Linked DNA regions of Mus musculus: region 2 is linked to region 1. The links are chromatin loops, found by intact Hi-C in ENCODE. Cell type or tissue: heart. All regions are shown on one strand. Each heading gives the region's core, and the rest is flanking DNA. Links, peaks and the distances in the headings are about the cores only.

Region 1 (4,398 bases), core at 171-4,170:
CTAAGCTCACCTCCCTGTATCCGCAGCATCTCCATGGATATTGTTTCTTATATTAAAAAATTTAACTCCCCGTAACTCATGTGCTAAGTAAAAAAAATCAATAAAACCCATTAACCTCAACAGATTTATTTACTACTTATTCATTTTATTTACTCTGTTTAATTTTTATCATGACAAAAGAGCCATAAAATTTATCACAAAAAATGTACATCTTGATGATATTTGTATAGTCTTGTGCAACCATCACTGCCATCCATTTCCAAAATGCCTTCATCATATAAATGGAAACCCTACGTCTGTTTGATAACTTCCATGGCTGGAAAGATGGTTCAGTGGGTAAAATACTTGCTGTCCAAGCATTGAGACCTAAATTCACGTGTCCAGCACCAAAATAACGATGAGGAGTGACTGAATGCATGTCTCTATGATCACAGCACTGTGGAGGCCTGGATAGACGGGCAGATGCCAGGGTTCGGCAGCCAGCCAGTCTATCCAAAGCTGTGAGGTTAATGGGGAGCCCTGACTCCAAATCAAGCTGGAAAGCAATCAAGATAAACATCCCAGTGTCAACCACTGTTTCCACATGCACCCTCCACATACATCCAACACACATGCACACACATACAAACAATAATAATAAATTTCTAAATCCCTTTCTCCTGGGCAACCACTATTGTACGTTCTGTATTTATGCCTTTCCTTTTACTGAATGGAATGTATAAAATGTTATTTTTTAGTTTCAATAATTTCATATCTTACTGGTTTGCTTTAGTTAACATTACTTTCAGTAACTTTTACTTGAAGGATACTTTACAGATGTTAAGTGGTTGTATTTTTATATTAGTTCTATGAGGGACATTTTTGAGACTTAATAAAGATTGGAAATGTTTTACATTGACTGTGTACATTCACTCATCCACTTGAGTGTGGATGCGCATATGTTAGTACAGGGGCCGGCTGAGGCATCAGGCGTTAGCTGTCCCTGGAGCTGGAATTACAGATGATTGGGAATTGCCTGATAATTGAACTTACCTCTTTTGCAAGAACAGAACATGCTCTTAGCTGCTGAGCCATTCCTCCAGCCCTAGTGAGCTTCTATTTTTAAGACATGACTCCAGTAGGTTGTTCTGTGATTTGCAGCTTGTATATATCAGCGGCATCCAGCTATAGTAAAACAAGGAGGAATTCTCTTATCACGGTACCCTTCAAAACAGCTAATCTTAGGAAGTTTGGAAACAGGTGTAGTGCTTGGTGAAGGACTCTCCTGTGCAGATGGCTACCATTTCCTTGCAGAGACCTCAGGGAAGAAGGGAGTAAGACTCAGCACAGATGACCTCTGAACTCTCATGGGGCATTAATCCTAATCTGAGTACCCCACCTTTATGATCATTCAATTTGTTGCCAATAAAGTTGTAGAGTACCACGTCTCTTCCTTTATTTGGTAGCTATTTGCAAAATGCTTAAATAGCACCCGGATGCTAGCACATTTCATCTTAGTATATCAGCTCTGTGAAGCAAATGCTACTATTGGCTTTCTTTTACAGATGAGAAACATACTTGAGGTTGGAGAGATTGCCAGTGACCATTGCGTGGGGACTCGTTGAAGCTGAAGTTTTAATCCTAATAGTCAGGCTGCCTCTGTAGCTCCACATGTAGAGTACACCCAGACCAAGGGTTTCTTACATGATAGCTCCAGTTCTCCCTCACAGAGACATAGAATCAATGGATGTTCAGCTAGGATCTACATTCAAATACCAACAATGACAAAAACAAACACAAACAAACAAACAACAATAACGACAACAATCTGGAGACCTAAGACTGCATTCAGGCAGATTCTGAAATTGTTTAAATAGAGAGCAACAAATATGTCAGTAATTATCTAAGTCTGGTGTATTGGCTCCTGAGTCTAAGAAGCACTTGGAAGGTGGGAGGAGAAGGCTTGGAAGTTCAATAGCTAGTTCTAGGTAACCCTGAGTAGTAATTAATAATAATAATAATAATAATAATAATAATAATAATAATATTCAAAGACTCAGTTTTACAATACAGATAGATTCAGATAGCATGAAAATAGTTGTACAAGTAGACTAATAGTTATATAAAGCCATAGCCCTTTGCTGTTAGACTGGTGCTTGTGACATCTGTGGCCTTTTATATCTAGGAACCCCCTCCTCAGCCCAGAAAAAAACCCACAGCTTTCCCGTGGACTTTCCTTAGTCAAAACAAAATATGACCTGCTATACAGCAGGGTAGGGATGCTTCAGGAACCACACCGGGAGTTCGGACTTTCGGGAAGTTCCCAAGCTCAAAAAACAAAGAGGAGATTGCTACAGCATTCTAAAATAAACAGGGACCTAACCTTGACAGTGATCTTTCTCCTCACCCTCTTCACATGCCTCCCTGATACAAACCACCAACTGTGATTTACCACAAAAACAGTTGGCAAAAGCAAACCACCTCACGTGGGATAAGAGAGGGTAGATGTCTTTTTAAAGAATGCGTTAATCTGCCACACTCAAAAAACAAGACAAGCTTCCATCCCCGCAAATCACTGTAGTACACCAAGTGGAATCCTAGGTGGCGTGGCGCCCACGTGCACATAACGCGTGTGACCCACCTCGCCCTGAGCACTGGAGACTCTGAAGTCTCACTACTCCTCCCCCCCCCAACCCCCCAGCCGTCACTTGTCCAGCGAAGCACGTCACTCCCTCCCCTTTGGGACTTTGGGGCAAAAAGCAAAAATCCCAGAGTCTAATCCTTGGGAGTGGAGCAAGGGGGAGGAGCGATGTCCTTTCCGGTTGCAGGGAAACACCCTGTACTCCGGGAATTTCCCTGGCCCGGAGCTCTGGAGTTTCGAGCATAAAAGGGGCTCGCGGGAGCCCTAGAGCTCCACAACAGGACTCAGAGCCTCTAACCAGTTCCAGCACTCCAGACTCCAGCCACACTCCAACACAGCACCATGATCCCAGCCACCCGCTCGCTTCTCTGTGCAGCGCTGCTGCTGCTGGCCACCAGCCGCCTGGCCACAGGTAGGTCTCGCCACTGCCACTGGGGGAGGAGGGACCTCTGGTGAGCGCAGCCTCCCACAGTCCCGCTGACCAAGAGTCTTCTCCCATAGGGGCGCCTATCGCCAATGAGCTGCGCTGTCAGTGCCTGCAGACCATGGCTGGGATTCACCTCAAGAACATCCAGAGCTTGAAGGTGTTGCCCTCAGGGCCCCACTGCACCCAAACCGAAGTCATGTGAGTATCTTCCCGGTTAGCTTCTGCCACTTCCAGACTCGCCCAAACCCTCCCGCGCCCCCACACTTCTCCTAGTGGGAATGCCTAACATGTGGGTCTATCCTTCTCTCTGCAGAGCCACACTCAAGAATGGTCGCGAGGCTTGCCTTGACCCTGAAGCTCCCTTGGTTCAGAAAATTGTCCAAAAGATGCTAAAGTGAGTTGTGACTTGTGTTTGTACCCGAGACTAGAGTCAAGGGTGGGAGTACTGGCATATGACCCCTGAACGTTAATTCTATCAAGGAAAGTCTGTGTTTATCAGGAGGTCGGAAAGTTGTGGTTATTATTTTGGTAATTGACCTTAATTTGAGATCATTAATTGGTTCTGATGCTAGAGAATTGTGTCCTCTTGGACACAATTACTATTGTATATTACACAATTACTATTGTGTATAATTATTACCACACTCAAAACCCCTATGCAAATGGTCAGTGGCAACAGTTCCTAAAAGATGGAGAAGTCGCCAATAGCCTTTAAAAGTCTCCTTAGGGGCTGGCAAAGCATGCCCGAGCCTTCTTTTGCCAGTGAGATTTCCCTGAGTTCAAGGCTAAGGTCTCTGTGAATGTTACATAATTTATTGAATTTAAGCCAAGTAGGGGAGATAATAGCAGCTATATCACAGAGTTGTGAGTGAGAGAGGATTAAAGTCACACTTGTAAATTAACCCATGCTGAAGTAGGTTTTTGTTTGTTTGTTTTTGTTTTTGTTTGTTTTTGTTTTCCAAGTCAAGTGATTGACTCCACAGGAACCGACAGTACAGAACTCTGGGTGCAAGTGTAGACATGTAGAAAGCCCATCTGGAGCCTCAGGGGCTGGAATAAAAGAAGAAAGGCTTTGATGACTATTTGTAACAATGACTCTTTTCTGATTGCAGAGGTGTCCCCAAGTAACGGAGAAAGAAGACAGACTGCTCTGATGGCACCTGTCTGGTGAACGCTGGCTTCTGACAACACTATACAATTTCTTTTGAGGGTCCTATTTATTTATGTATTTATTTATTCCACAAAGTGTGTGGTTTTTATTTTACATTAATATTTAACAGTGTGGATACATTTCATCGATGGTAGTTCAGTTCTGCTTGTTCAGTTTAAAGATGGGTAGGCTTAAAATATT
Region 2 (4,398 bases), core at 202-4,201, 670 kb before region 1:
TGCCTGATGCCCTCAGAGGTCAGAAGTGGGTACTGGATACTTCGGGGACTGAAGCCACAAACAGCCATAAGCCACCATGTGAGTATTGAGAATCAAACCTAGGTCCTCCGAAAGAGCAGTACGTGTTCTTTAGGCAAGATACAGAGACCAATGCTTTTAATCCCAGCACTCAGAAGGCAAAGGCAGGCGAATCTCTGAGATCAAGGCCAGCCTGATCTACAAAGTGAGTTCCTGGACAGCCAGAGCTATACAGAGAAACCCTGTCTTAGATTAAAACATCAACGAACAAATAAACAAATGAAAGCAAGTGCTCTTAATTGCTGATTCAGCTGCTCTTCAGTGCAATGTCAAGTTTGTATTAGCACCAAATAAAGATGACAAAGCTCACATTAAATAGAATTTGCCAAGCATGGTGGCACATTACTTGCCCAGCTCCACTGACTTACGTCAAATCTTAATACAGTATTTAATTCACTGACTTTATCTTTTCAGTGGCTCCCAAGAACACAGGCCAGGTGTGGTATCACAAATGTGTAATCTAAGCACTTGGGAGGTCGGGGTTGGAGGATTAGAAGTTCAAGGTCATTCCTGGGTACAGTTACCCACTGGGCATCCCTGGTGCACATGAAACCCTGTCATATTCTGACATACAGAGCCAGATACAATGGTCTGCACCTGTAATCTCAGAGCTGAGAGAGAGGCTGAGATAGGAGGACGATTCAGCTTCACAGGAGTTGGAATAACGCCTGTTTCTTCCTTTCTTTGATTCCATTCCAATACATAAAACCACCATGCAGCATAGTGATTAATATGAATACGCCAATCAAAAGAATACCTAACCGTGTATACACGCACACACCACACACACATTTTCGTGACCGCAGACCCAAAGCTGCATACCTAGCCACTCTCTTGGACCATCCAAACTGACGGGCACAGACTGCAACTTCTTGGTTAAGGCGCTTGGCGATGTCTTTTATTTCTGGTTGCAAGTTTTCCACCTAACTAAAGAAAAAAGTTGTTTGATGAGTTCATAAAGGATCTTTACTGATAACTACTGCATGGTTAGCTTCAGCTGTCAACTTGGCACATCCAGAAGAAAGGGCCTTCAACTAAGACATTTCACCCATCAGATTAGCCTATGGGGCATTTTTTAATCACTAATTGACATGGAAGAACACAGGACACTGTGTGCCACCAGCCCCAGGCATGTGAACGTGAGCTGTATAAAAAGCCAGTAAGCAGTGTTCCTCCAAGGACTCTGCTGCTGTCCCTGCTCTGTAATGCCTCCACAATAGACTATATAACCTACAAACCACATAATCCCTTTCCTCCCCCACTCAGCATTTGGTCAGGACAACCAAACTCACAGTTCTAGTCTCTGTTCCCTAGACCATATACAAATGTTGTTTACTGATCACACTTGTAATCGAAAACATTTAAGAAAACTCTATTAGATATTAGTTTGCTTAAAGTATCTTTGACCCCAGATTTAAATTCCTTGCCTGTACATCTATCTGCGTGATCTTGGCAACCATACTGAGTTAAACCAACTGCAACTTCTTGGTTATGGGTACCTGATGTTTTCTGTTTCTGGCTGTGCATAACCTGAAATCCTGATTCCCAGTATGTAGCATATCTAACAGCACCTCCTCCATAGGATTTCGAGTAAATGAAAACTGCATCCTGGTTCTTACTGTTCCATCCCTACATTTCCCAGGAGAGAGAAAACAGCATTCCAGTGTTAACACCTCACTGTGAATGCTTCCTGGCTCAATGCTGCTGCTCCCTTCCTGGCAATCCTCTGTGACTCAAATTAAAATCTTGACTTACCCCACCCCCACCCCCAGGCACAGCCATGGGGGAGGTAACGTTATACCAATTCCACTGAACAGAGTTCCTAAAAAGCCAACTCGAAGTTTCAATCCATCAGATACAGGGTAGTAGGTGGTAGGCCCAGAGGAAGAATTCATGTCTGGAAACTGCTAACTTAGTGATACCTTTCTAGTAATAAAGAGCAGTATCAATAGTGACAAATGATGCTGCAGACTCTTAAAATGTTTATGACCCTAATGTTTCAGGTTCCTCCGTGCCATTTCTTCTGAATATTGGTCTCAACCGAACATTTGGGAGGCACTTGTATTTCGAATAAATACTTGGTAGGTCGGGTGAACTGGAAGGTACTCGAGTCACCAACCATCATTTAACATGCAATGCTAACTAAATTATTTTAGCCTCCATGTTAACACTAGCAGGCAGGCAGCACGGGGACCGACGCCCCTCACCTTAGCCAGGATGTAGTGCTGATAGGCGGCCAGGGGCAGAGTGACAGCACCGCGCAGGGCAACGGTGCTGAGTATGATGTTGCTCCACCAGGGGAGGCCGGTAGCCTCCTGCGCGCCCAGCAGCACTTCCTCCGCGGTGCGCACCGGCGCCGACGCTGCCAGGGCCTCATACCAGCCACCTGGAGAGGCCGCAGACACCGAAGCGGCTGCCCATACCGGAAGGGCTGGGAGCCGCGCGCTGCTCCAGGCGGGCGGTGATCCCGGTGCCGGGAGCCGCAGGGTGGGCAGCGACCTGAGCCACCCGGCACACGACCGGCACAGCATGGTTACACGGAGCGGGCGGCCAACTAGAGCACTAGCACCAGGAGGTTGCGCGCATGCGCGAACCCGAGGCCACGCCTGACCTTCCCAGCCGAAAGCCCTGTCCAGTGTCGCGCTAGAGATGACGTAAGACTCCGCCTTTCCCACGCGGCAATGAGCCGCTTGAGGCTCTCTTAACTCCTTTCCTTGCTGGGGTGGAGTTCAGAGCGGGAACCGGAACTGCAGGGGTAGGCGGGGCGAGCAAACTGCCTTGCTGTTGAGTTTCAGTTTCCACTCAAGGAAATTGTGGCTTGAGTACTTTTTGTGACTCGGCTGTTTCCGCCCAAGGCGCGCAGCATCTATCTCCGTTTTCTCTACGCACTGCTGAAACACCTACTTTGGGAATAGTGTTTCTGGCTCGGTCAGTGTTAAGTCTGCGTCCTTTATCCCCCTAGGCAGCTCTACTTTATAATAAGACCTAAATGTCTTTATCTGTTCCGGTTAGCATTCTGTATTCCTTTATAAACAGAATGCAGAAATGCCGAGTGGTGGCGCACGCCTTTAATCCCAGCACTTGGGAGGCAGAGGCAGGCGAATTTCTGAGTTCGAGGCCAGCCTGGTCTACTGAGTGAGTTCCAGGACAGCCAGGGCTATAAAGAGAAACCCTGTCTCGAAAAACCAAAAAAAAAAAAAGAAAAGAAAAAAACGAAATAAATAAATAAGAAGAAGAATCACCATCATAATAAGGAGCAGGGAAAAATACTATTTTTCATTTTACAAAATGAATTCCATCAACAGCACAATTTTGCTTCAACGGTTAAATGGAATGCACAGGGCTTTTAACAACTGTGTGTTTTTCACATTCGTGTTCCTGTCAACAGAAAATAAATGGAACAACGAAGTGCCCACTCCTAGGGTAGGCCAAAGTGAATTGAGTTTTTAGAAACCTCTCCCATGTTTGGTAAAGCCAAACTGTGGACACTGTCCTCTACTTTATTGAACACCTACCAAAGCTGTCAGATAGCGTATTTTCTGAAACTTGGGTAACCTGCCTTTAGTTCCCATAGCATAATCCCTTTTAAAAACAGCTCACTTATCTCTTGCTAGTTTAAGAAACCACCGTATTTCCATAAAACTGTTAATATCCAGTAGGCCCTTCCAAGATGGCCTTAAGCCAGAGAAGTTACTTAAAAACAACTCCCCCAAGTCCCAACTTACCATACATGAGAACCTAGAATTAATTCTCAACACTGGGAAAGTAGGTAAATTTATTATGTGTAATAAATAAGCCTGTTATTTGTAGATCTATTGTTCACAAACCCTAAACCAAAAATTTCAAGCAGTTATTAAAATCTTTAACAATTTTTTTCTACAGCTACAGGTAACTGACAACCTCTTCTGATAAAACTGCACACCTGCATTCATGTCAAAGTAATGGAAATAAATTTAAAAACTAAACCCATATATTGTTATGTGAACTAAACTTCTTAATACTTATTTTGTGATGTTGCATATATGAGCATATTTAACTTTTTGTCTTCTTAATAATGTGCATATGACGTGTCTGTAAATCTAACACTAACCCTGAGGAGGAAACTCATGTGGTATCAGAGACCACTTGAGAATTCTAAGGATTGGATTGAGGTTATCAGGCATAGCTTTATGCCTCCCCCATAGGCCCTTGAGATATACAATATGTTCTCTCTGTAGCACAGGCTATTCAAGGACTCACTGTAATTCAGGCTGAAGTGTACTTTTGAGAAAACCTCATGCACTAGTGCCTGAGGGAGGCAAAGGGAGGTTAAGAATTCAA

Evidence for each region. Peaks named below come from ENCODE experiments on the same cell type or tissue, not always from the same donor. Only the 100,000 strongest peaks of a DNase experiment are listed, where the experiment ranks them.
Region 2: it touches region 1 in a loop (2.5-fold over the local background); 1 of 42 quality-filtered maps calls a loop at or near these places.

Annotation. Positions count from the first base shown.
Region 1 is chr5:90,888,349-90,892,746 of GRCm38, forward strand. It overlaps Cxcl1 (chemokine (C-X-C motif) ligand 1), which reads left to right and starts at 2,897. Exons shown (of 4, transcript NM_008176.3): 1 at 2,897-3,032; 2 at 3,122-3,245; 3 at 3,361-3,441; 4 at 4,160-4,398. The coding sequence starts at 2,963. The coding sequence ends at 4,175. In heart, for the core only: CTCF peaks have their summits at 2,568, 2,779 and 3,081; a DNase peak (open chromatin) is centred at 2,933; H3K4me3 peaks cover 1,228 bases; H3K27ac peaks cover 677 bases; H3K27me3 peaks cover 616 bases.
Region 2 is chr5:90,221,331-90,225,728 of GRCm38, forward strand. It overlaps Cox18 (cytochrome c oxidase assembly protein 18), which reads right to left and starts at 2,666. Exons shown (of 6, transcript NM_001033310.3): 1 at 2,286-2,666; 2 at 901-1,001. The coding sequence starts at 2,609. In heart, for the core only: CTCF peaks have their summits at 2,390 and 2,845; a DNase peak (open chromatin) is centred at 2,741; H3K4me3 peaks cover 1,971 bases; H3K27ac peaks cover 1,628 bases.